3 separate regions of the Mus musculus genome follow, and all the other regions are linked to region 1. The links are chromatin loops, found by intact Hi-C in ENCODE. Cell type or tissue: left cerebral cortex. All regions are shown on one strand. Each heading gives the region's core, and the rest is flanking DNA. Links, peaks and the distances in the headings are about the cores only.

What was found. Hi-C counts contacts between places; a loop is a spot of excess contacts. Peaks named below come from ENCODE experiments on the same cell type or tissue, not always from the same donor. Only the 100,000 strongest peaks of a DNase experiment are listed, where the experiment ranks them.
Region 2: a loop joins it to region 1, with 3 times the contacts of the local background. A loop is called at or near these places in 2 of 42 quality-filtered maps.
Region 3: it touches region 1 in a loop (4-fold over the local background); 6 of 42 quality-filtered maps call a loop at or near these places.

Annotation. Positions count from the first base shown.
Region 1 is chrX:85,314,214-85,325,198 of GRCm38, reverse strand. No RefSeq gene overlaps it. Among named protein-coding and RNA genes, the nearest start is that of Fthl17a, 70 kb to the right of the region's middle. In left cerebral cortex, for the core only: a CTCF peak has its summit at 5,765 (motif pointing right); DNase peaks (open chromatin) are centred at 5,839, 6,560, 6,738 and 7,008.
Region 2 is chrX:84,005,193-84,016,177 of GRCm38, reverse strand. The region is part of intron 43 of Dmd (dystrophin, muscular dystrophy); the gene reads right to left. Among named protein-coding and RNA genes, the nearest start is that of Gm46696, 130 kb to the right of the region's middle. In left cerebral cortex, for the core only: no CTCF peak of the experiment used is centred there; a DNase peak (open chromatin) is centred at 4,479.
Region 3 is chrX:84,600,087-84,611,071 of GRCm38, reverse strand. The region is part of intron 54 of Dmd (dystrophin, muscular dystrophy); the gene reads right to left. Among named protein-coding and RNA genes, the nearest start is that of Gm52441, 93 kb to the right of the region's middle. In left cerebral cortex, for the core only: no CTCF peak of the experiment used is centred there; a DNase peak (open chromatin) is centred at 5,200.

The sequences.
Region 1 (10,985 bases), core at 1,865-9,864:
CTTAGCTCATTTTCTCCTTTTTATACAGTCCAGGATCCCAGCCTAGGAAACAGTAAGTGGGTAAGCCCATAAGCCAATTTCCCAAGTAAATCTCAGTCTGATCAGGTACTGTCACAGTATCACATCCCTAGTTGTATCATTGAGCTTCAGTAATTAAGCAACAGGTGCCTAGGCTGGGGAGGTATCTCAGTGGTAGAGCTCTTGCCTTGCATATATATATTTCTTAGATTCCATCCCAGTACCTCTCCTCCAGAAAAGAAGCTTGCTGTTTAACTTTGGTAGTGAGCATCTCTGATGAAGTTCCACTACTGGTCATATTAGGCAAAGTAGAACATGCTCTGATTTCAGAATTGGACTATCCTTGTTTTGATAACATGAGAGAGTGGGTCTCTATTTGAAGTTCCTGAGGGCAAAATCTGAAATAAGTAGAATTTAGTAGCCCAGGACACCAGTAAAAACAATTACAATCACTTCAGTTATACAAGTTTTCAGGATGGACTACATAATACCATCATTTGCAGGCCAGAAATAGTGGACAGTTGCAATTTATACTAAATGGTACCAGTACAGCCATAAAGACATGATATTTAATGTTACCCGAGGCATTCTTCCATGATACCTGAGGATACATCCACGTTTTTATCATTAAGTTGATCCCCAATTTCCACGGTGACTATTTCAAACTTTCTCTATTTGTCCCATAGCTCTAGTGTTCTGCTTGCCCCTCCAGTCTCTACATAGGTACCTATTTCACTATTAAAAAGAAGCCCATAAATCTCCTGACTTCCAGGCCTGAAAATATTTCTGAAACCATCTTTCTCTTTTATTCTCTCCTCTTTGTGATAAAATTTTCATCTGTACTTTAGAACCTCTTATACCACATCTAGGTTTATATCCATTTTCGTCCATCCATCCATCCATCCATCCATCCATCCATCCGTCCGTCTTCTCTATCACCTTCCCCTCTCTTTACCTTCACTGTGTTTTTCATCGAGAGATGGGTATTATCGAGGCATTTTCATGTCACTGTAACTTGTTATAGTTCATCTTTCTCCCCAGCTGTCCTCCCTTATGCTGCTTCTTGGCCTCTGGTTCCAATTTTTCTTCTCCAAAATAAGCTCCCCTGCTTTTAACCATGCTTTTCTTATTCCATTGTCTCCTTTCCTTGCTTATTTTCCTCCATTCCCTTTGGTTCTTCGAGGTGAAACTTGGAAAACAAGGGGTTTTTCCAGACTTGCTTTCTTACCTACAATGTACTGCCTGAACCTTTACAGTGTCGTGTCTGTTCTCATCATACAGTTCAGACTGAAGTCCCCATAACTTCCCCCTTTCCTTTCAGGCCAAGAATAGAACCCAGGACTTTGTGCATGTTTATCAAGTGCTCTACCACTGACCTCCTGGGCCTCTCTGTATTTGTTGTAAAATTCAATGGACTCCATAGAGCTGTCAGTACTTGTTCTCTTGTGTTGAAATATTCTCTGGCCTTGATCAGCAATACAAACCACTTCAGTTTTTAAATCATTTTCTGGCTTTCAGTCTCCTGTTCAGCCTACACTTTTAACACTGGTGATTCTCTTCATTATGTCCTTGGCAATCTTCTATTGCTCTATAAATGTCCTGGGGAGAGCTTGTGAGTGTTCATGGCTCCAATTATCATCTGCTTGCGTTTCTCTTCCCTGAGAGTGTGTTCATATGATTGTTTTCTTTATACTTTACTGATTGTTCATTTCATTCTGGACCATTTTCAACCACAATATTATATCCAGCACCTCAATATTCTACCACAACTTCAGCTGGTCTTTATTAAATACTTGTCAAATACAAGCTCGTTAACTAACCATAGTTCAGAGTTAGTTGACCTAAATTAAGAAAAATTCAGTACCCTTCTTGTTTTTACAACTCATATTAACTGGCTTAATGATGTTTATTTATTTGGGCCAGTTTTGATTTATTGAATGAAAGTGTAAATTGTATCCAGAAAAAAAAAATCTGTTAACATTTTAAAAGCCACTTGAAATTCTTCACTGCAAATAAACATAATAAAGCTTATATACAATAAACAGAGATGACTGAAACTTATTTTGTGTTACCCAGGGGGAATTCTGCGATAATCAGATTCGAGGCAGCTCAAAGGTAGATTTAAGAAAACACATTATGTGGTTTCCCCCCAACAACAGTCACTATAGTCATATAATCAAGTGCGCGTTGGATGCAGAATGACCATGTGATTGGAATATGGTGAATCAGCCTTGCAAATAGCCAGTTGCTCCTGGACTGAGTTGCAATTTGCTGAATGTCAAATGAATGGTAAAATGGCTATATTCATTTGTTGCACAATTACTAAATCTCTTAGAGACAGAGAGGAGGGTTTTATAAAAAAAAAAAAAACTTGATTTTGTGCTTATTTTTCAGGTTTCAGAATATGGATTTAATTAAAACACACACACACACACACACACACACACACACACCACTTGTACCTTGTTCCACTGAATGAGACTCCTTAGATACTATTTCCAGATGACAATCTCACCAAACATGTTTAGCAAAAGGAACAATGTACTTTGAAAGTACCTATCAAAGGAATTTAATCATGGTTATAAAGACTCATGGGGTGAAGCTGGGTAGCACAATTCTGCCCTCTTCACCACTACATATTTATTTAATATATTCTGCACAGTGATGCTTCACATAGTGGTGAGAATGCTTGATTTGGGCATTAGGATGTTTCTGATCCCCCAGGAAGCTTTTCTGCCTCAACAGGTCATAAGCTTCCATGGCTGCCTTTGATGAAGCCATTTATCTTAGTGCCAGCAGCAGGATGTTGAAAGTGTGCATATGGAAAGGTATGCAGTGGATTATGAATGCTTTTGTGGAGTCAGAAGATTATTATTGGCGATCAGCTTGGAGGAGATTTAATATATCCTTCTGGATAAAGCTGCTGAATAGTCTGTCTAGAAACAATTAGAGAAATAAGAGATTTTTTTCATGTTAGCTCCTTGCTGCTTCTAGAGGATACACTGGTCAGGACAGACTGTGAAACCATTTCCAGTATGAATGTAATGAAAAGCTTTGCTTGAATATTCACCCAAAGATGCCTGTTTATCTGTGGTGTGTACTTCTGGCCAGAATCCATGATCAAGGCACTAAACAACTTACATAATACCAATGGCATGTAGTCTATATCCATTATCTTGTGCGATGCCAGGAGCATTTCTAAACCCTGGACACTTTAAACAACAATGAGTTATAAATAGCACAATGGGCTGCCTGCTCTGCTCTTTTAGTGTAGACTGCCTCTCCCATTTCTGCTGGTTCTGTTCACCAGTCTGCAGTTAGTTTGAAGGTCAGCAGAGAGCTAGATGAGCCAATAGACAGTCACTTTCATGGCTGGTAGTTGTCTGGCAGCCAATTAACTGTAGTATCCTCTTGTTCTCCAGAAGTCTCATTAAGTCTCCATCCCATGCTGGTCTCAGTATCCCAAACACCAACCTATGGAAATTCTCAATATGGAAGGCCTTTCAAGTTTCTGATATGGTTGTGTTGACTTTTATCCCAGACATAAGACAAAAATGCAAAGGGTGGAGGGAAATACTGGAGGTGATGTAGACAATTAGGGCACATTTTTTTTAATGTATCATATGGCCATTTGAAATGTATAGTTCTTTCATATGTGCTCATCCTCACTACAGTCAGGTGAAACAGTGATTCCTATTTCAGAGCCAAATACGCTGACTTGTGGAATGTGAATGGCTTAACTAGGTAACAAAGAGCAGCATTCTTGTCCCTATGACCACAGCAGCCTATACTGCAAAAATGGAGAAAGCCTGTTCTACCACTACCTCTAAAATAACGCCCCCAGTATTCCAGCACTTCTTTTGGTTGGTTGTTTTTTTTATTTTGCTTGTATATCAGGAAGATCTCAACTTAAAAACAACCAGAGTTACCTCGGAAGTTGGGACAATGCTGACTCCAGATTCTCTTAGTAGTTCTGATCCAGTCAGTCTGCATTTTTAAAATTTTTTTTAAAATTTATTTTATGTATGTTTCAGACACACCAGAAGAGGGGATCAGATCCTATTCCAGATGGTTGTGAACCACAATGTGGATGCTGGGAATTGAATTCAGGGCCTCTGGAAGAACAGTCAGTGCTTGTAACCACTGAGCCATCTCTCCAGCCCAAACAGTCTTTAAAAAAAAATTTTTTTTTTATGTATGTGAGTGCTCCATCTGTATGTACCTACAAGCCAGAAGAGGGCATCAGATCCCATTACAGATGATTGTGAGCTACCATATGGTTGCTGGGAATTGAACTCAAGACCTCTGGAAGAGCGGCCAGTGCTCTTAACCACTGAGCCATCACTCCAGTCCTTGGTCTGCATTTTGTGTTTTAGTAGTATTATATTGTTGGTTGTGAGCCTAGCCTTTAACAGCTGAGCCATCTCACCAGTCCATGTTTTAGCATTCTTATTGTTGCACTGATTCTTTTTGTTAAAGGATTTTATTGTATTTCCCAGATGGAACTTGAAATTATGGTCCCTTTGATCTGGCCTTCCAGTGATAGGATTAGTGACCTGCATCTGAGGGATCTGCATGTTCCATGGATAATTCCAAGACTCCTGGTGCAAGTATCTTGAGCTTCATACGGTAAGAAACACCAGCTTACATACATTCATTATCACATTACCTCGTGCCAGCATGGCACATTCCCTGCGATAGTATAAAGCTTATACACAATTCCTTTGGTTAGCTTTCCAGATCCCAGAGGCAACAGCATCTAGACAAGTATTTAATTGCTCTGAGGCACCATCTTGGTGTCCCCAAAATAGTGATAATAGGATAGACCCTCATAAGGCTGATGTGAATATCAAATGCAGAGTGGAGAAAGCACCAACTCCAGGGCCTAGAAGAACCTCAGCAAATACTCCTTTTCTAGGCTCAATTAGGGAGGTGAATCTAGAAGCAGTGGAAAAAGAAACTGTTTCTATAGTATATTGCAGAATTGCACTGTCAGTGCTTGTAAGTGAGAAATGATGCTCCAATATTCATCGGTGCCTCAGAAGGCACGTAGGTCTGTTTCAGGGGGAAAAACTATCAAGATTCTTCAGATGCCTACGAATCATGACTGGAAACAGTGACAGGCCTGGTCGGCAACAGCTGTTGTCATTAGAGACCAGCTATATGCATAAGAGGCACAGAAGGGCCGGTCATGCCTCAACCCCTCCAGCCTTTCCCAAATTACTGCAAATGTCGGTGTCAGCACTATTGTCTGTACATCCCCAGACAATGACAAAATGTATAATGATTCTATATTAAGACTTGGCCTTACTCGAGTGAATTGGGACCATGTGGGTGGAATTCCTATAAAATATTTGCTTGTGATAATATATAGGGAGGTTCTAATATATGGCATGTAGTCTATTATTTCCAGATCCAGTGGGGGTTTGATTGGAAGCTTCTGTGTTGAAGTGATGTGCAAATGGCTTATTTCTTGCAGCTTTAGCGTTTCAGTGCTTCCTTCCCAGTTTTCGGCTGCTTTGCCCATTATCTCTCTATCCAGCCCATGTACATTTCTGGTTGTCATCATGTTGTCTTGGGAAATTTTGTAGATTTCATTTTTTTGTTCTTTCGTTTTTTCCCCCAAAGTGAAACAGTGTCCTTTCTTACCAAAAAAAAAAAAAAAAATCAGAATAGGATTCATAATACATGCTTTCATTTGATTTTACAGACTGCCCATTTCTGTCTGTGGTTGTCATCTCTACCAGTAGATGGAGCACATCCCTTATGTTAAATCACACTGCAGCTCATAGGATGGGAAAATTTCCCCTGTCTGTCAGGACTTTTTTCTTTTTTTGCCCTCCCAGCAGTGAAATAGGAGTTGGAAGCTGGTGTAATACAAAAACAAACCTTCTAATCTTGACTTGACTGCAGCATATACTTTTCTGACTCATGTCAGCCATGCATGTCTTAACAGCAACTGATCTAGATATGTGCTACCTAAGCAATAATGAGGGTTTCATGCATGCATTTATACTTGTGTGGTCTCTGCTCCTTTGAAGAACTGGAAGCTTTGTGTGAAAGGTATTCTTTCTCCCTTTCTCTTCTTTCTTCCCCTCATTCTTTCTACTCTTTCTCTTATTGTCGAGGCATTAGGGAAGCACACAGAACAGAGGCTTGGCTAATGTAAATGTGTGTCTTGTTAGAGCTCAGTAGAAGATGTACATCGCATACTACCCAAAGCAATAGGACTCAGAAAGAAGATCACAATGTGACTTGGGACAGCCCTTGGCATTTGATCAGACTTTTGTCATAGCTGCTGTCATCAACACTGTTACAAAAAAAAAAGTCACTCCTTAATGATGGGCTCTTGGCTTAAAGACTTTGCAGATTTTGCTTTAACTAAAGGTGCCAAGAAATCCTGTCAAACAGCTGAATCCATCGTTTTCATCAAAGCGGCCAGCTGTTTTAACTTTGTGCTTGGAAGTGAAGATGCAAGCCTCAGCTTTTGAATGAATTTGCTCCGTATGTTGCCTGTTGTAGCAGCAGCCTGTATGTTTGAGTGCTTCATACATAGTTAGAGATTCCAAAGATCCATTCAGATCAACTGAGATGGGCAAAACTATCCAACCAATCCCTGGGTTCTGTGGCACTAGAATCATTTAGCTTGCAGTTCAGGAAATTGCATTTGAATCTCTTTCCCCAAGTGAGCTTCTTATACCTGACATTTGAGAAACTAAGACTAAAGACAATGCTGATCTTCATTCTTTTGGGCACCTCCCCCCATCTGCCCGGGCCTCCTTCCCTTTCCACCTCCAATGTAGGGAAGGCAAAGCTACGGTTCCTTGCAGACCTCAGGGCTAGGAACCAGTAAAGACAAATCATTCCCTTTAGTTGAAAGTGAAGGCTGGAATTTCCTTTTGTGGAAAGAAATGAAATGCATTTTATTTTAAGCTACATATAGTGGTAATTATACAACACTAATCCCAGCACGAGCAGGAGACCGGAGGATCTGGATTTGTAGGTCAGCCTACACTACTTAGCAAGATCTATCTCAATAAAGAAAACTAACAAGCAGCACCAATGGCTCCTTTGAACAAACTCCTACATTTTTGTCCTTGCATTTCTTTTAGACAGGAGCAATTTTGAGTCAAAGTTTTGTAGGTGGGTTGATGTCCCCATCTCTCCACTGTAGCCAGGTCCTGCCTGGCTACAGGAAGTAGCTTCTTCAGTTTTCATGTCCCCACTGTTAGGCATCTCAGCTGTGGTCACCCACTGAGTCCTGGGAGCCTTCCCAATCCTGGGCCTCTGGGACTTTCTAAAAGTTGCCCCTACCTCTGGCAGCTGCATATTTCTATTCATTCTCCTGGTCCTCTAGGACTCTCTCCAGTCTCCCTTCATACCCGATCTTCTCCCCTTTTCCCTCCCTGTCCTCTCTCCTATCCAGGTTCTTCCCTTTGCTTCTCATGATTATTTTGTTCCCCCTTCTACATGGGATTTAAGCATTCCTACCTGGGCCTGCCTTCTCGTTTAACATCTTACAATCTTTTATCATGATCACTTTAATTTGATCAGGCTCCTGTTCTAATCATTTTGGACCAGCATATGCCAACCAATTTCACATCCTTTAAATGATGCTATATAAGAATTCTCCCTCCCTTAATAAAATTAATAAATACTGTATAGTCATTGCATTGGTTTAGATCCAAGTTACTTTTTCACTACTTCATGTAGGAATGATGCCGTGTCTGTGGTAACTATATCTGCTTCGTTTCTTCCTATATCACTAATTTATCATCTACCTCTTAAACAAAATACATAGCTTCCAGAAGCGTCAGTTTTCTCTATTGAAAATAGATGTTTTTCATACAATATATTCTGTTTATGCTGTATAGTTCCCCTCTTCCAACTTTTCTCTGATTCTCTCGACCCACCCAAATCCACACATTTTCTTTCCTTCTGTCTCATTAGAACACAGGTTGGAATCAAAAAATGATAATAAGATAAAATTTTTTTTAAAAAACTGTAATAGAACAAAACAAACTGAGGATATTGATCAATGGTAGAGTTCTTGTCTAAAACCTCTTATACTCCATAGATTATGTCATCATAGTCAACTTCCAGCTCAGTGTCACATGGCCCAGGCAGGCAGAAGGGTCCCCACAGAGACCCCTGCTTGGTGCCACATGGCACTGGTGGGGCATAGCACTCCTGAGACAAACCTGGAATCCCAGGGGCACCACATGCCACTAAGGTGAGCAAGTGAGTGGTAGAGAGATGAAAAAAGAGAAGCAAAAGGATGTGTGCACAATGAAGAGGCAGAACTGGACACTTGATGGTAATGAGGAACAGCCTGATGTGAGGAGCTGTTAATACCACCTGTCTTAGTTAGGGTTTTACTGCTGTGAACAGACACCATGACCAAGGCAAGTCTTATAAAAAACAACATTTGATTGGGGCTGGCTTACAGGTTCAGTGGGAGCATGGCAGTATCCAGGCAGGCATGGTGCAGGAGGAGCTGAGAGTTCTATGTCTTCATCCAAAGGCTGCTAATGAAAGACTGACTTCCAGGCAACTAGGGTGAGGATCTTATACCCACACCCACAGTGACACACCCATTCTAACCAGGTCACACCTATTCCAACAAGGCCACACCTTCAGATGGTGCCACTCGCTGGTCCAAGGATATACAAACCATCACACCACCTAAGGCCACCTAAGGTCATAATGAGGTCCTAGCTTGTGCTGCTACTGAGGGTCCTGTCTGGGTTTGTGGCTCTGCAACAGTGGGGATATGTTTCCACCAAAGGCCAGGCAGATGCCCTGGGACCGTGTTGATGGGGGCTGTGAAGAGCTGGCTGCACCCCTGACCTAGGCATCGTGAGAAAGTTGGCCCCACTATCATCAGCTGCAGTAATCAGGAGAGCAGGCCCCATACCTCATCCAGGAAGCACAGCAGAACTGGCCCGGGTTGCAGGGGTTGTGGGTGAGCCAGCCCTTTAGGTGTGAGCATGAGAGAGCTGGCCCTGCAACTTGTCTACTGTGGTTTAGATTGGACAAGGGAGAGATGCCCTCCCCCACTTATCCTTCCTCACCTATGGCAGGCAGGAGAGCTGGCCCAGAGTTCCTGAGATGAGGAGAGCTAGCCTTGCTCCTCACCAGCTGCAACACTTGGGAGAACAGGCCTTGCACCTTGTCTAGGCAGCACAATAGAGCTGGCCCTGTTGGGTGAACACCAGTGAATTGGCCCCTATGGCATGAAAGCTGGAGAACTGGCTCTGTCCCTTGCTGGCTGCAACATTGGGTAAGCTAGCCAGGGTCCTGCTGCAGAGCTCATCCTAGTGGTATGGGTGTGGGAGAGCTGGTGGGTCTACCAGCTCAGCTACCACCAGGCCCAAATCCAGGGCTTTGAGTAGGTCCGCTCCAACACCTACCCCATCTATGATCTGATGGAATGAATGAAAGGGCCAGTCTTGCTGTTACAAAGCTGAAGGTTCTCTATGACACAGGATATCAAGAAGACTTCTTGAGAGAGTTACTGTGAGGATCCAGTATTGATAGTGTAGCAGGAGCCAGAGGCCTCAAACCAGACCAAAGACTCATTGCTTTGATCATTTCCAAGTAAAGAAGAGAGAACAAAAGAGTATGTTGAGGGACACATACAGCTCACACAACAGCTTCCACAATGAGGTTTTTTTTTTCTTTTGTGAGGGTTTTCAAAAGAATAGGAAGATGAGGGGTATTGTGGTGAATGATGTGAAATTCACAAAAAATAAATAAAAAGTCTTTAAATAGGAAATGATTTGGTGTCTTGACTGTGGTGGCAGTTTCACAAACACTATAATACAGATAAGTGAAAATGGGTGCATGCATGAAGTCAGAGTATGATCTGAAGTCTAATAAGTTCTATTGTGTAGTTTAAGCCCTGGCTTTGGTAACATGTTATTGTTTTGTAATATGACACCATTGGAGGGAGCTGTGTGTCACATTCATTGACCTGCACTACTATTTCCAGTGTCCTGCAAATCTATAATTATTCAGAAATCAAAAACTTGTGTTTTCTAAGATATTGAGAGGCTGGGTAGATTACTCAGATTGTAAAGTTACTGTCATATAGGAGAGAGGTCCTGAATTCAAATGCACAGCACTATATATAACAATTTAGACCCCTGGAGCTGATTTGTCAGCCAGCCTAGATAATTGGTGAGCTCCGGGCTCAATAGGAGACACTGTCTCAATCAGTAAAATGAAGAACAATTAAGGAGTATTCATGACTTTGATCTTTGGCCTATACATTGACATGTGTATGCACACATATACATACCAAACCATAAATACAGCACACACACACACACACACACACACACACTTTTTTAATTGACATAAAAAATATTCCCAGTCCAAAACGCTAAGGATAAAGTGGTTTGGTAAAATGAATGGAAAAGCCTTCCATGATATTAGATTCCATTGGCTGGATAAAAACTAGATTTCGAAGGGCCATAAGATATAAAATATTTTTAATATAAAAATCACCAGTATGGAGATTTTCATAAGACAGTTATTAGGTCTATTCATTACTTTTCTCATCACTATAACATGGTGCTTGACAGAAGCAACATAGGTTCTTGTTTATCTTTCATGAGCTGGGTATATGTCATATTGCCACAGATCTCATACACTAGATTATTAAGAATGGAAATACTTTAAAGAAATCCAATGTTGAAATTCTTCTCTGATCACATGTATTTTTCTCCTCATTATACATGAGTTTAATTTTCTGAACACTTTAAGTGCTAGTCAGTAATGATAAGGTGGCTTTGTAGTACAATTTTAATCACCAAGAGTTAAAAGTGGATAGTAGTGTCAAATAGCTTTAAAAAGTCACCAAGAGTTGTATTTAACGGAAGGACAGCTTAAAAGAGCAAGAGAGCAATTCAGCCCTTAAGCAGAGACCTTATTTATATGTCACATTTCAGCTGAGAGGAGAT
Region 2 (10,985 bases), core at 1,269-9,268, 1.3 Mb after region 1:
TTGGGATATATTGAATAAAAGAAGAATCTATTTTTCAACTAAAAAAAAAAAAAGAAGAAGAAGAAGATGAAGATGAAGCATCCAGAACACCAAATAAAGGGTACCAGAAAAGAAATTCCCCAAGATACAAACTAATCAGAACACTTAACAAGGAGAACAAATGAAGGATATTAAAGCTTCTAAGGAAAAAGAACAAATCAGACATAAAGGCAGACACATTAGAATAACAACGTACTTCTGAAAGTAGTTTCTAAAACACAGAAAGGTCTGGGTGAATGTTTTACAAGCTTGAGAGACCACATATGCTAGCCCAGAGTACTGTAGCCAGCAAAAGTATCAATCACAACAGAAAGAAGCAGAAAACTATTTTAATATAAAATTAGATGTTGGCAGGGTCTATCCACCAATCCAACTCTACAGAAAGCACTTGAAAATGCCTTTGGCAAAATCCATTATTTCATGATAAAAGTCTTGAAGAGATTGGAGATACAAAGGATATAATGCTAAATATAACAAAGACAATTTACAGCAAGCCCACAGGCCACATAAACAAACAAACAACAACAACAACAACAAAACAAAAACAAAAACAAAGAGGAACTCAAAGCACACTAAAGTCATGCACATGACTAAGGACATTTTATCTATAAACCTATTAATTATATTATCAGAAATCTTATGTAGGACAATGGAGGGTCTCAAGTGGGTACACAAATGAGAAGGGAAGAATTCAATTACCCTTATTTGCAGATGATAGGATTATATGAATAAGTGATGCTAAAACTCTCACAAGGCACTCCTGTGAAATTCCTGCCAAATATTTTCAGCAAAGTAGATGGATACAAAATTATCTCACAAAAATCTCTAGCCTTCTACATACAAATGACAAATGCACTGAAAACAAATCAAGGAAATATCACCTTTCAGAACAGCCTCAAATAATATAAATTCTCCTGTGGTAACTCCAACCAAGCAACTGAAGCAATTGCTGATAAAAACTTCTTGTCATTGAAGGAAATTTTTTAAAAAGATATCAGAAGGTGAAAGATGCCCCATGCTCATGGATCATGGACTAAAAAATGAATATCCTACTAAAGTACTCTCTGAATTCAATACAATCAATGCCAAAATTCTAACACAATTCTCCACAGAAACTGAAAGGATACTTTTCAGCTTCATATGGAAACAAGTAAAACTCAGACTAGATCAAACTATCCTGAATAACAAAAGAACTGCTGTGGGTATAACCAACCCTGATTTCAAATTGTACTTCAGAACTATAGTAGTAAAAACAGCAGAGTATTGCCATAAAAACAGATACATTGACCAATAGAATCAAATTGAAAACTCAAACATAAGCCCATTCCCTTACAGACACAGTACTTTTCTTTAAACAAATAAGCCAGAAATACACATTGAAGAAAAGAAAACATTTTCTACAGATAGGGCTAGTCAAGCTAGATTGTTGCATGTAGATGAATAAAAACAAAATTCATATTTATCACCGTGCACAAAACTCAACTTCAAATGGATCAAACACCTCAACAAAAGGCCAATGAAGTTAAATCTAGTAGAGGAGACAGATGGAAATAATAGTTTTGAATTCTCTGACACAAGAGAAGAATTCCTTAACAGCACATTGATATCACAGATTCTAAGATCAAATAATTTAATCAAATGAAATAAAAAAGCATCCGTACGTCAAAGGACACCATCATTTGAGCAAATCAGCAGGCTACAGAATAGGAAAAGACCAATTACACATCTAAAAGATGGTTAATATTTAAAATAATTTTAAAAGAACTAGAAAAGAACATTGGATATAAAAGTAACAAATAGCTCAATTAAAAATGAGCTGGAACTAAACAATTTTCAAAAGCTAAACACAAAAGGCTTATAAACAATTAAATGTTCAACATCCTTAGTCATCAAGGAAATGGGAAAAAAGCACACTATATTAGAGTATCAAAGAAATGCAAATCAAAACTATCTTATATCAATCAAAATGGCCACGATTAATAAAAGAAATGAAAACCCATGCTGTTGAATGTATGAGAAAAGGGAACACTATAAATATCAGTGAGGCAACTCCTCAGGTATGTGGGGATTGATCTGCCTCAAGATCCAGCTATACCTAAGGACTCTACACCCTACCAAAGAGATAATTGTTCATCTGCGCTCATTGCTGCTCAATTCACTATAGCTAGGCATTACAGCCTAGATGTCTTCAACTGATGAATAGATAATAAAAATATGGTATAATCCACAAATGGCATATTATTCAGCTAAAAACAATGAAATTTGTACACAAACAGATAGAACTAAAAAACATTTGAGGTATCATAGACCAAAAACAAACAAACAAACAAAGAAAAATGTTTTAAATTACGTGGATGCTAGCTTTTAGGCATTTGACAGATATTTCATAACTTATATAACCAAAGATGTTAGGTATCCAGTTAGGGACTAGGTAGGAAGGGAGGAACCCCCAAAGAAAAGGAAATGAATTATATAGTTATGAGAGACTGGGAGAGAGTGGAAGAACAGTTATAGCCTTGTATTTGAATTGAATTTGCATTTAATATATCATTATATTCTTATAAAAACAAAGCTGAAATAATAGCTTGGTACTGTGATAGATGTAGTGAATGATAGCCCCAACAGGCTTTCTCTAACTAGTTTGTTTAATGTAAAATCTGTGTTTAACAACTAATAATATGCTCTTTGGTTGGTGGCTTAGTCTCAGGGAGCACCCAGGGATCCAGTTAGTTGACACTGTTGTTCTTCCAATGGGGTTGTGATCCCCTTCAGTTCCTTCAATCCTTCCCCTAACTCTTCCATAGGGGTCATGGGCCTCTGTCCAATGGCTGGCTGTAAGTATCTGTATCTGTCTCAGTCAGCTGCTGGTAGAGCCTCTTAGAGAACAGCCATGGTAGGACCCTGTCTGCAAGCACATCATAGCATCAGTAATAGTGTCAGGGTTTGCTGCCTGCCCATGAGATGGATCCCAAGTTGGACTGGTCATTGGTTTGCCATTCCTTCAGTCTGTTCCATGTTCATCCCTGCATTTCTTTTAGACAGGAACAATTTTGGGTCAAACATTTTGGAGGTGGGTTGGTGTCACTGTCCTTCCACTGTGGAAGTGGTTTCTTCTGGTTTCATATACCCACTATTGAGCATTTCTCTTTTTTTAATGAATTAATTAATTAATTAATTTTTATTAGATATTTTCTTTATATACATTTCAAATGCTTTCCTGAAAGTTCCCTATACCCTTCCTCCATCCCAAGGTAACGCACATCGAGTCCTGTGAGCCTTCCCCATCCCAGGTCTCCCCATGCCCCAGCAGCTTCATATTTCCATTTGTATTCATGACACTTTGGGCGTCTCACCTGTATTCCCACATGCCTGATCTTGCTCCACTTTTCTCCTCCCCCTCCCCTCTTCCACCCAGATACCTCCCTCTGCCTCCCATGATTATTTTGTTCCCCCTCTTAAATGAGATTGAAGAGAGGTATTGCTGGATCCCCCAGTAGTACTATTTTCAATTATCTGAGGAACCAACAGACTGCTTTCCAGAGTGGTTGTACAAGCTTGCAATCCCAGCAGCAATGGAGGAGTGTTCTTCATTCTCCACATCCTTGCCAGCATCTGCTGACACCGGAATTTTTGATCTTAGCCATTCTGACTGGTGTGAGGTGGAATCTCAGGGTCGTTTTGATTTGCATTTCCCTGATGATTAAGGATGCTGAATATTTTTTCAGGTGCTTCTCAGCCATTTGGTATTCCTCAGGTGAGAATTCTTTGTTTAGCTCGGTACCCATTTTTTAATGGAGTTATTTGATTTTCTGGAGTCCAGCTTCTTAAGTTCTTTGTATATACTGGATATTGGTCCCCTATCAGATTTAGGATTGATAAAGATCCTTTCCCAATCTGTTGGTGGCCTTTTTGTCTTATTGACGGTGTCTTTTGCCTTGCAGAAGCTTTGCAGTTTTATGAGGTCCCATTTGTCGATTCTTGATCTTACAGCACAAGCCATTGCTGTTCTGTTCAGGAATTTTTACCCTGTTCCCATATCTTCAAGGCTTTCCCCACTTTCTCCTCTATAAGTTTTAGTGTCTCTGGTTTTATGTGGAGTTCCTTGATCCACTTTAGACTTGGGCTTTGTACAAGTAGATAAGAATGGACCAATTTCCATTCTTCTACATGATAACTGCCAGTTGAGCCAGCACTATTTGTTGAAAATGCTGTCTTTTTTTCTACTGGATGGTTTTAGCTCCTTTGTCAAAGTTCAAGTGAACATAGGTGTGTGGGTTCATTTCTGCGTCTTCCATTCTATTCACTGTACCAGTATCCTGCAGTTTTTATCACAGTTGTCAGAGGATCCAGCAATACCTCTCCTGGGCATATACCCAGATGATATTCCAAATTGTAATAAGGACATATGCTCTACTATGCTCATAGCAGCTTTATTTATAGTAGCCAGAAGCTGGAAAGAACCCAGATGTCCCTCAACAGAGGAATGGATACAAAAAATGTGGTACATTTACACAGTGGGTAGCTGTCTCTTGTGAGGCTCTGCCGGGGCCTAGCAAACACAAAATTGAATGCTCACAGCCAGCTGTTGGATGGATCACAGGGCCCCCATTGGAGGACGTAGAGAAAGTACCCACGGAGCTAAAGGGATCTGCAACCCTATAGGTGGAACAACAATATGAACTAACCAGTACCCCCCAGAGCTAGTGCCTCTAGCTGCATATGTATCAGAAGTTGGCCTAGTTGGCCATCATTGGAAAGAGAGGCCCATTGGTCTTGCAAACTTTATATGCCTCAGCACAGGGGAACACCAGGGCCAAGAAGTGGGAGTGGGTGTGTAGGGGAGTGGGGGGGGGAGAGTGTGGGGGACTTTTGGCATAGCATTGGAGATGTACATGAAGAAAATACCTAATAAAAATTAAAAAAACAATAAATTTATAAAATTCTTAGGCAAATGGATGGATCTAGAGGATATTATCTTGAGTGAGATAACCCAATCACAAAAGAACTCACATTATATGCACTCACTGATAAGTGGATATTAGCCCAGAAAGTTAGAATACCCAAAATACAATTTTCAAAACACATGAAACTCAAGAAGAAGGAATACCAAAGTGTGGATCATTCATTCCTCCGTAGAATGGGGATCAAAACACCCATGGAGAGAGTTACAGAGACAAAGTTTGGAGCTGAGACAAAAGGATGGACCATCCAGAGACTGCCCCAACCGGGGATCCATATCATAATCAGCCACCAAATAAATGCAGACACTATTGCACTTGCCAGCAAGATTTTGTTGACAGGACCCTGATATAGCTGTCTCTTGTAAGGCCATGCCAGTGCCTGGTAAATACAGAAGTAGATGCTCATTGTCATCTATTGGATGGAACACAGGGCCCCAATGGAGGAGCTAGAGAAAGTACCCAAGGAGCTGAAGGTGTCTGAAACCCTATAGGAGGGACAACAATATGAAATAACTAGTAAGCTCATGTCTCTAGCTGCATATGTAGCAGAAGATGGCCTAGTTGGCTATCATTAGGAGGAGAAGCCCTTGATCTTGAGAAGACTATATTCCCCAGTACAGGGGAATGCCAGGTCTCATAACAAACTTCAAGAGCTTGTGTCCTTTAAGAAAGAATTATTAAAAATTATGTTTTATAAACACCTGTGTTTCTTGAAATCAAATGCTGCTGTTGAATAAAAGACTTAAATATAGAAGTATAAGTTAGCACAGTTTCATATTGGTGAGACTAGGGTTAATTTTTAATTAAAATTTTCTTTTCTTGTGGTGTGTTTGTATATGTGTGTGTGTGCATCTGTGACTGTGTGCCTGTGTGTCTGTGTGTCTGTGTTTGTGTATCCAGGTGTCTGTCTGTGTCTCTGTGGGTCTATGTGTGTCTGTGCAAATATTTGTCATGTATTGGTGGGTATTCATGTGGGCCAGATTAGGGTATTGGGATCCCTTGGAGCTGGAGTTAGAGTTAGCTTTGTGTAGGCATATCTGAGTTCTAAGAGTGGAACTTGGCTTATCCAGAGAAGCAGTCAGTATTCTTAATAAAGGAGCTGTCACTCCAGCTCCTAGGTTGATTCACTTTTCATTATCTATTTTTCAATATGGCTTAGATTTCATTTCTACATTTCATGAGTCAGAACAATAAAATTATTTTAAGATAATTTGAGTGGCAACCTCACTTGTAGATTATTGACTCTTCTCCAACTATCATACTCTGAGAAGTGTAGAGTAGTATACCAGTGCATGGTTAACACTTAGTCACAATTGATCCATCCAATTTTGTAGATGTCAGTGGTCCTCTTCTTATTTTGCATTTATTAAGACCCAGTCATCTGAATTATTCCTTTAACACCATTGGCTACTACAAGATAGCTTATGTTAAGCATTTATCTTGTAATAAGTAGGCTACTGCAGAACCCAGAGGTTTCCAATCACAGATTCACCCACTGTCACTCATCATACTGGCATTATTATTCTCCATCAGATTCTTCAATATCTCTTCCCAAGCTCACTCCTAAGTCCATTTCATAGGCTAACTTTCTATATTCATTCAAGACAAAAAAAAATCTGTAAGTACCATATACTTGATTTCCAAATAACTAGCATCTAATGACAGAGAAAGTTCAAAGAGAAGGAAGACAAGGTAAGTGTCTTGTGTATTCATAGTCTATTCAATATCCAAGGAGTAAAACAAGATGGACTGCGGTGGCACATTGGATTGCCTGAAGTTTCCATGTTCCTTCTAAATACTCCAGCATTGGGGACTGGGCGTGGATTGTCTTATTTTTGTTTCTATGTTTTCTACAACCCTTCTAAACCAAAGTTTTTCAGTTTAAACAATTTTATGTAAATAAATAAGAAACAGCTTGATAAACATATAAAGTTTTTCATATAGTAGGCAACTGCTTAAATATTGAAAACTGCGAAGTTGATTTACCTTTATGTTAAAATTCTTGTCCACATGAACAACTCTATCCAAAGAAAATATCAAAGAATAAAAGCATATATTGACATTTAATGTGAGTAATAATACTTTAAGCTCCATTTCAAATATCACATAAAGTTTTAATATAAATTCTATAGCATTTAATATGCATTACTAGCAGCCTCTATTTATTCTTGAATTTATCATATGAAATTATAATTTTCATCGTGATTTTTATATTATATTCTCCCATCAAAAAATATAGTGTGTGTGAGAGAGAGAGAGAGAGAGAGAGAGAAAGAGAGAGATAGAGAGAGAGTTAGTTTTAGGGCTTTTGCAATATTACATTTATAAAACTAGGCTGCAGTTTGTTACTATGCTCCCTAAAGTCTTCTCACTCCATTAACTGAACAACCCATGAGAGAGCAAAATGGCAGCACCAAGCAGACACATATAAGGAGACATTAAAATAAAATTCTGGGAAATGAATGTTTAACTTTCTATGTTATATCTAAGGATGAAAAAATGTCCAATATCTTTCACTAGCAGTAGGAGGCAATGTAGGCCAAACTAAATTAAACAACAACAACAATAACAACTACTACTACTACTACTACAAAAAATGGTAGTGTAAACATAAGGATAATAAATCAAGTGAATTTAAAATTTTGCAAATATTGGAATTCTCATTAAATATGCAAGTACTATTTAAAATTACAGTGTTTTTTTTTTAATTTATGTGCAGCATAACTGATTTCTTGCAGTTCTAAATCAACTTAGTCAAGCATAAATTACATTTAGGGAGTAATTTAGGTTCTTCTGGGACATACTTTAATACTTCCAAGCCATTAAGGTATTGCTCAATTCCAAGAAATAAATTTAGATAAATAGCATCTTAGTAGCTTTCCAACATATCTATTGTGGCTTTATACTTAGCTCTACAAATTCCACGCAGGCTTGCTGATAATTTCCTATCACACATTTAGTCTTTGATGGGATGAAAAGGAAAGATCTCCGCTAAAGTCTTATGTTTGAAAGTCTGGGTAATCTATAATTAAAGGTAAATTGGTTATATGCCCAGAATACTAGTACCTTTCTATGATATGAATGTGAACGATTCCCAAGGATCCATGGGTTAAAGGCTTGGTCCTTTGTGTGATGTGGAGGTGGTGGGACATTTAATAGGTAGAACCTAATAGAAAGTCATGGGGGGTGTCAAGGTTCTTTTCCTTATTGCAATTAAGAAGTCCTCCTAGAAGTAATATGATAAAATTTGGAGCACCTTCACCTGCCAGATCCCCCTGACTTGCTATTTCTGGTAATTTGATTACTCATGTGCTCCTACCATGATGTGACAGATGTTCAGATCTTACTGAATAGACCGAATTTTGCCAGGGCATACTGAATCACTAGAACTGTGAGCTAAATACAAGCCGTTCTTTTGCAAATATGTCCATCTTACATATTTCCTTACAAACTGATTCATACTGACCCCTCACATTTCCAAGGAATCAAATCCTTTAGTAGTACCCCTATAGTAATTTTTGTGCAGGTTTCTTAGAAGAGTGTTCCCATAACACCAATTTAGCTCACACTTCCCAAACACATTTTAGTTATCAACCCTTAGATACAGCCCTTGGCTCTCTAGACTAAACTAAAAGTTTATAATAATGTACATACTGAGCTCAACATGTACCAGTATTATTAGTCTCCATAAATGGAGTTTGACCTTGTGACTCTTCAGGCAGGCCAAGGAGTGAGCAGACTATGAAGTTGCAATGTTGTTATTTATTATTATTATTATTGCTGTTGTTGTTGTTGTTGTTATTGATGAACCATTCATCAGGCAATCTTGCGCAAGCAACTGAGCTCGCTGAAAACTGATTATAAAGCTATTCCTTATTCTTCAAGGTTAATTATGAGGGAGAAATGAATACCTGGAAACTTCTTACACAGTATCTGGAAACCACTGATACTGCTTTCTAAAGCTGGACTATTAAATTTCAACCATTGTGGTTGGTATGGTGTGTATTTCATTTTCATTTTAACCTGCATGCCACTCAATACTAAGATTTACAAACTATTCATATATTTATTGGCTATTTATATCACTTTATTTTTGTGGTGATGACAAGTGTTAGTGTTACAGTGAAGAGTAAAATATACATTATTGATTTTTAGTGATGATTTTATGAACACCATCCAGGCAAAATACAGAACAATAGAAACATGCTTTGGTGTGCTTTCTGTCATCACATCATTTTCCAAGAACTTTTCCCATTTACTTATAGTTTTTTTTCTATTTTTCCCTTAATAACTAATAAGAATTCTTCATAATTATTGATTTGCATACCTCATGCAATTTATGTGCATTTCAAATATCTTCTTTCACTATATGGAGTTAATGTTTTGTCTCTTACTGGTGTATTCTGATATACACAAATTATTAATAGGCAATATAGTGCAGTACATTGTTTTTTTTTTTATTGAGGATTATTGTTCCAAAAGTTTTAATGGTCTTTGTTTACCAAATACTCATGCATATATTCTTGCTTGTTTTTGCAAAATGTGTATTAATTTGTGTACTGGCTAGTTTTGTGTCAACTTGACACAGCTGGAGTTATCACAGAGAAAGGAGCTTCAGTTGAGGAAATGCCTCCATGAGATGCAATTGTAAGGCATTTTCTCAATTAGTGATCAAGGGGGAAAGGCCCCTTGTGGGTGGGACCATCTCAGGGCTGGTAGTCTTGGTTCTATAAGAAAGCAGGCTGAGCAAGCCAGGTGAGGCAAGCCAATGAAGAACATCTCTCCATGGCCTCTGCATCAGCTCCTGCTTCCTGACCTGCTTGAGTTCCAGTCCTGACTTCCTTTGGTGATGAACAGCAGTATGGAAGTGTAAGCCGAATAAACCCTTTCCTCCCCAACTTGCTTCTTGGTCATGATGTTTGTGCAGGAATAGAAACCCTGACTAAGACAAATTGGTACCAGGAGTGGGGTATTCCTGTGACAACCTGACCATGTTTTGGGGAGGTCTGTGGAAGGACTTTGGAACTTTGGTCTTGAAGATCCATTTGTTGTTAAGAGCTCTGTGGGATGTTGTGTAGGAGCTTGGAAGATAATGTTGAGAACAGTGCAGAAGATGGAGGCCTGGCTTGTGAAATTTCAGAGGGAAAATTAAAGACTCTTTTCAGGGCCATTTCTGTTTTGATTGTGAAGATTCTGTAGTTCTGGTTAGCTGGGGCTGAAGAATCAGCTGTGATTAACAAGATACCAGAACTACTGAAGCAAAAGCTTTGCATTACTGGGACTATTGATGCTGGTTAGCTGGAGCTAAGAAATTAGCGGTGATTAAGAAGAGACCAGCATCATTGAGGTGACATCTTCTGGGAAGTGTTTTCTGAGAGCACAGTGGCTGTGTTCCAGATATAGCCAAAGTTGTACCTTGTGCTGTGGCTGGACTTGGTAATGTGTAAGAGTCACCCAGGTGGTACTGGTTTTGAAGGCATGAAGGAGTTGAGCAGAACAGCTGAGGCTTGGCACTGTGAGAGGCCATGGAAGGCCATTGGTGAAAGTCCAGCCTCATTTGCAATTGATGGCCCAGGACTGAAGGGGTCATGCAGTGTTTTGGAGATGCCAGTACCATGAGATGACCACCAAGAACAGCAGCAGCAGTGGAGTACAGGCATCTGGAGCCTAGAGGATGACGCGTGTGCTACAAAGGGCCTGGCTGGAGAAGTGACCCAAGCCCTTGGAGGAGCCCAGAAGATTGTGAGTTGGATCCCAGACATTGGACAGTTGGAGATTGACTTTTGCTTTTGATTGTGACTGTGCCCTGATATTTTCCCTCTTGAAGGAAGAAACTGTTTTAGTGGAGCCCACAGTTAAGAGACTTTTAATTGTAAAAAGACTTTGAATTTTAAAAGAGATGGATATTTTAAAGAGATTGAAAATTTAAGAATATGTAAAGACTGTGGGACTTTTAAAGTTATTTAGAATGGGGATGAATAAGAT
Region 3 (10,985 bases), core at 1,375-9,374, 710 kb after region 1:
TGCATCGATATTCATAAGAGAAATTGGTCTGAAGTTCTCTATCTTTGTTGGATCTTTCTGTGGTTTAGGTATCAGAGTAATAGTGGCTTCATAAAATGAGTTGGGTAGAGTACCTTCTACTTCTATTTTGTGAAATAGTTTGTGCAGAATTGGAATTAGATCTTCTTTGAAGGTCTGATAGAACTCTGCACTAAACCCATCTGGTCCTGGGCTTTTTTTGGTTGGGAGACTATTAATAACTGCTTCTATTTCTTTAGGTGATATGGGACTGTTTAGATGGTCAACTTGATCCTGATTCAACTTTGGTACCTGGTATCTGTCCAGAAATTTGTCCATTTCGTCCAGGTTTTCCAGTTTTGTTGAGTATAGCCTTTTGTAGAAGGATCTGATGGTGTTTTGGATTTCTTCAGGATCTGTTGTTATGTCTCCCTTTTCATTTCTGATTTTGTTAATTAGGATTTTGTCCCTGTGCCCTTTAGTGAGTCTAGCTAAGGGTTTATCTATCTTGTTGATTTTCTCAAAGAACCAACTCCTCGTTTGGTTAATTCTTTGAATAGTTCTTCGTGTTTCCACTTGGTTGATTTCACCCCTGAGTTTGATTATTTCCTGCCGTCTACTCCTCTTGGGTGAATTTGCTTCCTTTTTTTCTAGGGCTTTTAGATGTGTTGTCAAGCTGCTAGTATGTGCTCTCTCCCGTTTCTTCTTGGAGGCACTCAGCGCTATGAGTTTCCCTCTTAGAAATGCTTTCATTGTGTCCCATAGGTTTGGGTACGTTGTGGCTTCATTTTCATTAAACTCTAAAAAGTCTTTAATTTCTTTCTTTATTCCTTCCTTGACCAAGGTATCATTGAGAAGAGTGTTATTCAGTTTCCACGTGAATGTTGGCTTTCCATTATTTATGTTGTTATTGAAGATCAGTCTTAGGCCATGGTGGTCTGATAGGATACATGGGACAATTTCAATATTTTTGTATCTATTGAGACCTGTTTTGTGACCAATTATATGGTCAATTTTGGAGAAGGTCCCGTGAGGTGCTGAGAAGAAGGTATATCCTTTTGTTTTAGGATAAAATGTTCTGTAGATATCTGTCAGGTCCATTTGTTTCATAACTTCTGTTAGTTTCACTGTGTCCCTGTTTAGTTTCTGTTTCCACGATCTGTCCTTTGAAGAAAGTGGTGTGTTGAAGTCTCCCACTATTATTGTGTGAGGTGCAATGTATGCTTTGAGCTTTACTAAAGTGTCTCTAATGAATGTGGCTGCCCTTGCATTTGGTGCGTAGATATTCAGAATTGAGAGTTCCTCTTGGAGGATTTTACCTTTGATGAGTATGAAGTGTCCCTCCTTGTCTTTTTTGATAACTTTGGGTTGGAAGTCGATTTTATCCGATATTAAAATGGCTACTCCAGCTTGTTTCTTCAGTCCATTTGCTTGGAAAATTGTTTTCCAGCCTTTCACTCTGAGGTAGTGTCTGTCTTTTTCCCTGAGATGGGTTTCCTGTAAGCAGCAGAATGTTGGGTCCTGTTTGTGTAGCCAGTCTGTTAGTCTATGTCTTTTTATTGGGGAATTGAGTCCATTGATATTAAGAGATATTAAGGAAAAGTAATTGTTGCTCCCTTTTATTTTTGTTGTTAGAGTTGGCATTCTGTTCTTGTGGCTGTCTTCTTTTTGGTTTGTTGAATGATTACTTTCTTGGTTGTTCTAGGGCGTGATTTCCGTCCTTGTATTGCTTCTTTTCTGTTATTATCCTTTGAAGGGCTGGATTCGTGGAAAGATATTGTGTGAACTTGGTTTTGTCGTGGAATACTTTGGTTTCTCCATCTATGGTAATTGAGAGTTTGGCCGGGTATAGTAGCCTGGGCTGGCATTTGTGTTCTCTTAGTGTCTGTATAACATCTGTCCAGGCTCTTCTGGCTTTCATAGTCTCTGGTGAAAAGTCTGGTGTAATTCTGATAGGCCTTCCTTTATATGTTACTTGACCTTTCTCCCTTACTGCTTTTAATATTCTATCTTTATTTAGTGCATTTGTTGTTCTGATTATTATGTGTCGGGAGGAATTTCTTTTCTGGTCCAGTCTATTTGGAGTTCTGTAGGCTTCTTGTATGATCATGGGCATCTCTTTTTTTATGTTTGGGAAGTTTTCTTCTATTATTTTGTTGAAGATATTAGCTGGCCCTTTAAGTTGAAAATCTTCATTCTCATCAATTCCTATTATCCGTAGGTTTGGTCTTCTCATTGTGTCCTGGATTACCTGGATGTTTTGAGTTAGGATCCTTTTGCATTTTGTATTTTCTTTGACTGTTGTGTCGATGTTCTCTATGGAATCTTCTGCACCTGAGATTCTCTCTTCCATTTCTTGTATTCTGTTGCTGATGCTCGCATCTATGGTTCCAGATCTCTTTCCTAGGGTTTCTATCTCCAGCGTTGCCTCGCTTTGGGTTTTCTTTATTGTGTCTACTTCCCCTTTTAGTTCTAGTATGGTTTTGTTCATTTCCATCACCTGTTTGGCTGTGTTTTCCTGCTTTTCTTTAAGAGCCTGTAACTCTTTAGCCGTGCTCTCCTGTAAATCTTTAAGTGACTTATGAAAGTCCTTCTTGATGTCCTCTATCATCATCATGAGAAATGTTTTTAAATCTGGGTCTAGATTTTCGGTTGTGTTGGGGTGCCCAGGACTAGGTGGGGTGGGAGTGCTGCGTTCTGATGATGGTGAGTGGTCTTGATTTCTGTTAGTAGGATTCTTACGTTTGCCTTTCGCCATCTGGTAATCTCTGAAGCTAGCTGTTTTAGTTGTCACTGTTAAGAGCTTGTTCTTCAGGTGACTCTGTTAGCCTCTATGAGCAGACCTGGAGGGTAGCACTCTCCTTAGTTTCAGTGGGCAGAGTATTCTCTGCAGGCAAGCTCTCTTCTTGCAAGGCAGGTACCCAGATATCTGGTGTTCGAACCAGACTCCTGGCAGAAGTTGTGTTCCACTCACTAGAGGTCTTAGGATCACGTGTGGAATCCTGTGTGGGCCCTTGCTGGTGTCAGGCGACTCAGCTGGCAAGGTAGCCGGGGCTCGAGTGGAGTGGAAGGGGTTTGTGCCCCAGATCAAGCCCGGGTAGCCTGCTTCCCTATGTACCGCAGTCTCAAGTTCCACGCGATTGGATTGGGGTAGGCGCTGTGTTCCACTCACCAGAGGTCTTAGGGTCCCGTGGGGAGTCCCGTGTGGGCCCTTGCGGGTGTTGGGCAAGACTCTGCTGGCAAGGTAGCCCGGGGCTCGAGTCTCGAGTCGAGAGGAAGGGACTTGTGCCCCAGATCAGGCCCGGGTAGCCTGCTTCCCTATGTACCGCAGTCTCGAGTTCCGTGCGATTGGATTGGGGCAGGCACTGTGATCCACTCACCAGAGGTCTTAGGGTCCCGTGGGGAGTCCCGTGTGGACCCTTGCGGGTGTTGGGCAAGACTCTGCTGGCAAGGTAGCCCGGGGCTCCGACAAAAACTTTTTAATGATGCTCTCCTTATGTCCAGGTATGAAACCAGTGAGGTAGATCTGGCCTGAACTGGTTTGGGGAACATGCACAGTAAACTGTGCCTTCAAAGTGAAGTTTATGAAAGAAACTCCTATTTACCAACTTATACCTATGTATAACTGAGCATAAATATGACTAAAATTTGAAGCATTGTGAAAAGGGACTTGTCCATTCAAGAAATGACTGCGTAATTATGTTTGCCAATCAATACAGAGGACAACTCAAACTATACACCTTAGCAATCAAATTTCTCCTTTCCTTGAAACCCATAAAAAGAAACCCCTAATAGGAATTGGGGCCCTTGAGTATGTTTCACTCATATGGCTCAATGCTTTCTCACATTGTAAATGGATCTTTTTTTTATCATTTCACTTTGAATAAACTTTTATTACAAACTTTGCAAAAAGATGTGTTTTGCACAAAAGATATTAAGAATAGACTAAATTGAAACTGTTGAACTGGTGAACTTAGAGTCATTTGATGTTTTACTACTTGTGAATAAAATATATTACAAAAACAGCATGAACAGCCTCCAACAAAATAAGTGGTTGTAGTTTAAACATATGTCCTGATTGACATCATGTCACATTCTTTTTCATAGCTTCAAAGGCAGAAACGTGTCATTCTTTAGAAATTTGGAAACAATCTAAAGCCACTTTGTGCCCAACATCTACCATTCCATCCACAAACAGTTATTGAACCCATCACTAGGAAACACAAATTACAGCTATAAAATCGTTCTAACAGTCTATTGATAATCATAAATACAGTCTCTCATGATTTCCAGAAAGTGAGATGTACAAATATTTTTAAGTCACATTTATGAATAGAGAATTTAAATTATTTTTCTAAAGTTCTCATGCCTGTACCCCTTTAAATACACAAACAGCTAAAACTTTATAAAACTCTATGATTTTATTGGTTGAAAACAAGTCCAGATTTGTACATACTTACTGTATGTTTACTTCTTGAAAAGAAATAAATGTGCTTTTGGAAATATATCACCTAGTTAAATATTATTTATCAGGTCTCAAAACAGTGAAAAATAGGACTGGTAGCAAAAGGAAGTCAGAATATTAGTTTTAAAGAGACTTCTAGGATGAGATAAAAATAAGGACGAAGAAAGTATTTAAATTCTACAGCAATTTTTACAGTGAAATGCATGTAAGACATAAGCCAATTTTATACATAATTTAGTAAATTATTAAACTGTAAAACATTAGAACAGAATTCTTACATTTCTAGCTTCAGTGGCAATGCATACAGTGAAAACAAGAGAAAATCTGTTTTATGGGTTAAAAAAAATATTTTCAATTAGACATTCAGAGGCCTAGAGAGTATATGGGTGCAAATGATGGTAGGAGACAAAAATATAGTTCTGGACCTTAGAAGAAATATATGATGACTATAAAGACTAAGGTGTCTTGATAGTAGTTGAAACCAATAAAAATGAAATTGAAATATGTAGGTACAGAGAATGAAGAAGAGAGGGGCTGGTGTATAGCTCAGTTTTATAGTATGTGCATAGAATGTGGATGTTCTTCAGTTCAATGTGCAGAGCAGCTGCATTTAAGAGAGTGTAAAGTAAACGGAGGAGGAGGAAGAGGAGGAGGAGAAGGAGGAGGAGGAGGAAAAGGAAGAAAAGGAGAAGGCAGCAGTTAGACTGTTATAGTTAGAAGTTTCAGCTTTACATCCTAAGCAGCTATTATGAGCCATTCCTCAGATTCCTCTAAATGGAAGATTTTGTATATCTTTCTGTCCATTGAACAGTTCTGATTGGATGCATCATAGGTGTTTCAACAAAATGTTTCTTTCTCTTCATAAGTCATGCTGCTTTTGGGTACTTCCTTACTAGCACAGTAAGAAGTCACTTCATCTTCTATTTGGAGAGGCTAAAATATATGGAATATTTCTAAACTCTATCTCATACCCAAGTATTAAACTTTGCTGTCTCTCTACTCAAGCTATAATGAAATTTACGTGTTCTTCCCACATTAATGTTTTCCATTCTCATTTAAGCCACACTTGGTCTCTGAATGGTTTAAATATTCATTTTTACTCTAGTATAATGGAATGACTGTGTTGATGTACTTATCATAAAGAAGCAATGAACGTTTAAATGTTAAAGATATGCAAATTAACCTAATTTGATCATTACCTATTGTAAATACAAATTTACACTCACTGTCTCATAAATATCTAAAATTATAATATGGTGATTAAAATAAAGGTAAACTTGAAAAAAAAAAAACTAATTGTGGTTGTCCAAAAAAAGGCCCGCCAAGAGAATGATACTGTAGCAAAATATTAAGACTCTGAGAATGTGAAACACATGTACAATTGTAAGGAGAGCAGCCTGGAAGTCTCATTGGGAGGATATCATATGGGGTTCAAATATACTTAGCATTTGGACCCTAAAAGGGATCAGTGGGTCAGGAAAAGAACAAGAGAACAGGTGTGTAGTAGACAATCAATTTAGATGTATAAAAATAATTTAATCCAATATTGGGTTTTTCAACTAAAGACTTCAACTTTAATTTTGATACAGAAGGGAGTCATTGAAAGGTTTTTAACACAGTAGTGTATGCCTTTAGTAATTTTACTTTTCTGTTCTATTTTTCTATTGTCTAACTGTTTTTAGATATGTAATAATTATTATCAACCTGGTATTGACCACAACATATCAATGGTAATAATTCTTTTCTGACATAGACTCATAATTCCATTCCCTTTCCTGTTTATGGTTTCACATCACACACACAACAACCCCCAAACAAAACAAAACAGAACAGAACAAAAACAAAACAAAACAAAACAACCTGATAATTTTTAGCTTCTATCATCTGCTTTCCCCAAAATAAGATTCGCATGGGTAGGAATTTTCACAGCTGTTACCTAGTACCAAGTGCTCAGTCTACATAACACATACTTAGCATAAAACATTTATCAACAAATTAATCCTTACGATGCTGATAACATATATAATTAAGTCATTCAGGTTTAATGCTCATTTAGAGATTAAGAAGGGATCCTGAAATAGAAATAAGGAAATTAAGGAAATGACATTTCATCACAGTGTCATCATAGAGTCACCAGCCAGATGGCAGTCCTTGATTCTAATCCTTAAAGGCCTCTCCCAGTAATTTGTAAATATTATATCTAATACTATGTTATTCACAAACTCATATCTATTCCTAGAAGTTAGAGAGAAAGAAATGGAGCTAGATGGTCTCAAATATCTGGCTGTATATGCTACCATGAATTCTATATGGAATATGATCAGGAAAATAAAATATTTCCCTATATAGGCAATCTGTGGACTAACTTGAGGATCTGGAGTAAACACTAGTTTACTCTTGTGTTGTTTCCTTCTTGAAACTAAAATCTACCAAGGAATGTTATTAAAATAAAGTTCTTCCAAGTAACATATACTTTACTTAACATTCAACAATTTCAAGCTGAATTGAAGATTTTATTGCTTTAAATCAGCTTCCAAATACATAAAGATTTTGCATACATTTATCTGCGTGATTGGCAGTTTCAGGGTAGGCAATATATTAGTGTTCAGTAGTAGAGCAGTTTCTAACCTGAATTGTGAGAAATGATGCAATCGGCATGCTTTCCATAGCAAGTTTTACAATGATGTGACATATCAGTCTTCACACCTCAAATATCCACATTATCAATCTTGCCTGTTTAATGTGAGGTTATATGATAAACAAAAGTGGAAATGCCATCCTGCAAAAGTCACAGCTTTTAGTTATTAAAACTAACACTAGAAAATGGGAAAATGCATGAAATAAGAAATAAAAACAAGGAAATACAGTTGTTAAAAACACATTGTGGGAAAAAATAACATTTATTGATCAAATGTGGCAGTTGCTCTTTTGTAAGGAAGAGAGCACATTATTATTAGGAAGGTACCTGAAACTGCTTAGGTAAATATGAGCAAAGCTGTTTTGCAGTAGAATTGTAAACAGGGCTTTCTGTGGTAATAGAAGTATTGTATCTTGTACTGCCTAATGGGGAAATCATTACATAGAGGGGCTCTTAAGCACTTAGAAGATGGATTGGTAAAAACTGAATCTCATGTTATATTTAATAATAATTAAATGTAAATAGAAACCTATGACTGGTGGCTATTCCATCATACAATATAGATATAGAATATGTCAATTTTACTTTATGTCTGTGTTCAGTTGGGTAAGTTATTAGACAAAGAGGCCAAAATACATGAAGAGTATTATTGTTTCTACTTACTTATAAGATCTATAAGATCACAAAATAAGAGAAATTGTGGACAAAATTTCTACAACTTAGTCTGAACAAGTGGCACATGGAGAAAACATACAGTGTAGGTTTCTAATTTTGTGAAGTATTGGGAGTCAACAGAGAATTACAGAATCTCTCACAATGACCAGAGCAATCATCAGGTCCAAAAAGCTCCTTGTCACTATAACCCCACACCTCCAACCGATTACTTAAGTAGTAATTCTTCAAGAAGTATAATGTTATCCAGTGCAACTTGCCAGTTTATCTTTCCATACTCATTGTGGCAGACAGGTTCTCTGTTCACTGGCCAAACCCCAAACTCCCAGTCATAAGACAAGATTACATAGCACAACTCTGGTCTTTAAGATACTAGAAGAAACATTGCTTTCCCTTCTCCATTTTCTTCTTCCTGCTGGAATATGCATTTCTGAGGAAATGCTAGGAAGAATATACAAATTTGGGAGTTAATACTGCTGAGTCACTGAATCTATTTTAGTACTCGCCTGCTTTTGATCATATGGTTCTATGAGATCAATAGACCTCTGCTCGACATACTTCTAGTAGATGTATTGTGATTTGAAATAGAAAAGCAAATTCAGTAGATATGGTTCACTTCATTGGTGAGTGTCCTAGAAGAAAATTTGGAATTTGTTCTGTAATTTGTTTATATTTTCACACGTGTATACAATGTGTTCTGATTTCTATGGCAGCCCTCTATCACCCTATATTCCTTCCGCCTCTATCACCCATCACTCCTTCCAATGAGTCCCTTTTCCATCTTCATGGGTTTTGTTTTGTTTTGTTTTGTTTTGAAATCCAATGCATTTAATGATGGCTATCTGTTTAACCCTGTATTCTCATTTTGAACTTGGTCGCATCACCAGGGTTTTCCCATTTACCTATCTAATCAGAACAGGTTTCAGAAGAAGTTATTTGGTACTGATCTAGGCATGTGGGTATATAAGGGTACACAGCAGCTAATGTACATTTAATAAAGTGTCAACATTCTCATAGAAAGCAAAAACCTGCAAATAATGTAAATACAGTGTGGTGAAGTAAACACTAAAATAACATAAAGTTTTATAGTTGACAGAGAAGGCTAACTAAAACAATCAGAATTTAAGCTAGGGCCTGGATAATGAGCAGAATGTAAGCACACAAAGAAGAGAATATGTATCACATCAGCAGGTAAAATGGAACATAGCTAAAAGGAAATGAAAATAGGTCACTGTCAGTTGTTTGAGGGAATGTAGAGATGGAGTCAAGTAAAGCAATCAATTAGAATAGAAGACCAAGTCATACATCTGGGGATAGATAGAATTTTAAAATCAACAGATATGGTTTGGGTATATAGCTTAGGTGAAGAGCATATGCCTAGCATGCACAAGAATTTGAATTCCATTCTCAATATTGAAAACAAAAACAATGAGTAAATTAGTGATGTCATTAAAATAGGGAGGCAGGGAAGGTACATGAATTCTATGAGTCTGAAGAAAATCACCCCAGAGTTCATATAAAGAATGGGTTAGAAAGTAGTCGAGCTAGAAGTGAATCAATTTATGTGAATGGTTTGTTCATTTTAATAATTTAAACAAGACATAATAGTTGATTAATAGAAATAGAGAAAAGTGACTGGGGTTGAAAACTATTTACATAGCAAATAACTTTGCTAAAACTTACAGTGGGTAGAATCAAGCATGACTCTTAGAATCCAAAAAGGAACAACTGAATGAGGTGCAGTGTTCATTGGTTAGGAATCATAGGAAAAGAAATTGGTTTCAGCTAGAGAAAAATCTTGACCAAGGGCAAAGATGAGTTTAGTTTGGGATGTATTCAATGTCAAGTTCCTGTCGGAAATTAGAGTGGAAAGGAAAGAGTGGGATATACATGTGTAAAGCTCAAAGGAGCTTCTTCAGCTGAAAATGTTGATAGGTAGTCATCATCACACTGAAAATGCAAAGATGTACTCCTCAAAGGGTATAAGTAGTAGAGACAAAAGCAGGGAAGATAAAGCAGGCATCAAAAGTAGCTTGATAATGTTGTATATAGTGCATGGGCTGAGAATATAAACTGAGATTAGAAAATGAGTTTGTTTTACTCATTGGGGAAGTAATTGATTCCTTCCTAAGTTGATAGTTTTTAAGGAATGAAGCCAACAAATATGAACCAAAACCCTGAAGAATCGAACCTCTAATAACATGAGAAAAGAACTGAGATACCTAGGGCATTGTGGATCATAAGATTACAGAAAGAAGGATCCTCGAAAAGAAAAATAACAGTAAATGGCATAGACCAGCCCCTAAAGCTTTAATTTTGTACCATGAACAAGATTTCCTCTTAGCTCGTTTATATTCTTTAAACTCATTACATTAACACTTGATCTTAATGCCCTTTTCCAAAGTAACATCTGTTTGAGAATCTTCTCCGTGCTTTCTGCTGACATCTAATGGTTGACTTTTTTTTTCCATTAATTAATCTGTTTATTCACTTTACATCCCTATTGCAGATCCTACTCTCCTCCCACTCTCCCTCTCTCAGAGTCCCTCTCCCTCTCCCAGCTTCCCCTTCTCCTTTGAGATGGGAGGACAGCCCCCTCCCAGAAACAACACACTCTAGTGCCCCAACAACTGGAGTGGGGTCTGTTCTTGACTGTTCTTGACTGTCTGTAGATCATTTTCCCCTGACCAGGCTTCCTCATCTGGCCTCAGGGGAAATAATGGTTGAATTTCTAATACCAATTGTTTTTATTTGGATATTTGTTCCTAAGTCATGGCTTAACAAAAACAGCACATTTGTACTTGCAGAAGATTGACTCTAAATCTTGTCCTGAGAGGAAATAGAAACTGGACCATTGTTTTTCACAAATATCAGCCTCATATTAAAACTTGTTCTTTCTTCACTAGGGCCTTTTTGAAAGGGTTCAAGTGTAACTTCTCAAGCTTAGCTTGAATCTTCTTTATGGAATTCAGTGCTCTATTTCTATGGTCACCAGTTTAAATCAAGCTCCCCAGGAATTTTCACTTTCCACCCCTAGTTCAGATTTGCATATAAATAGCTCATTACTCCTAAGACTTTTGCTTCTTAGTTTAAAATCAATTTTATTTTTCTCCAAATTAAAATTGCCTAACTGACTTTTCCAGTAATTCACATCATCTTCTGGGATTTAGCTTTCCCTGTCGTCCTGCTCCTCATTATACGGGCACTATTATT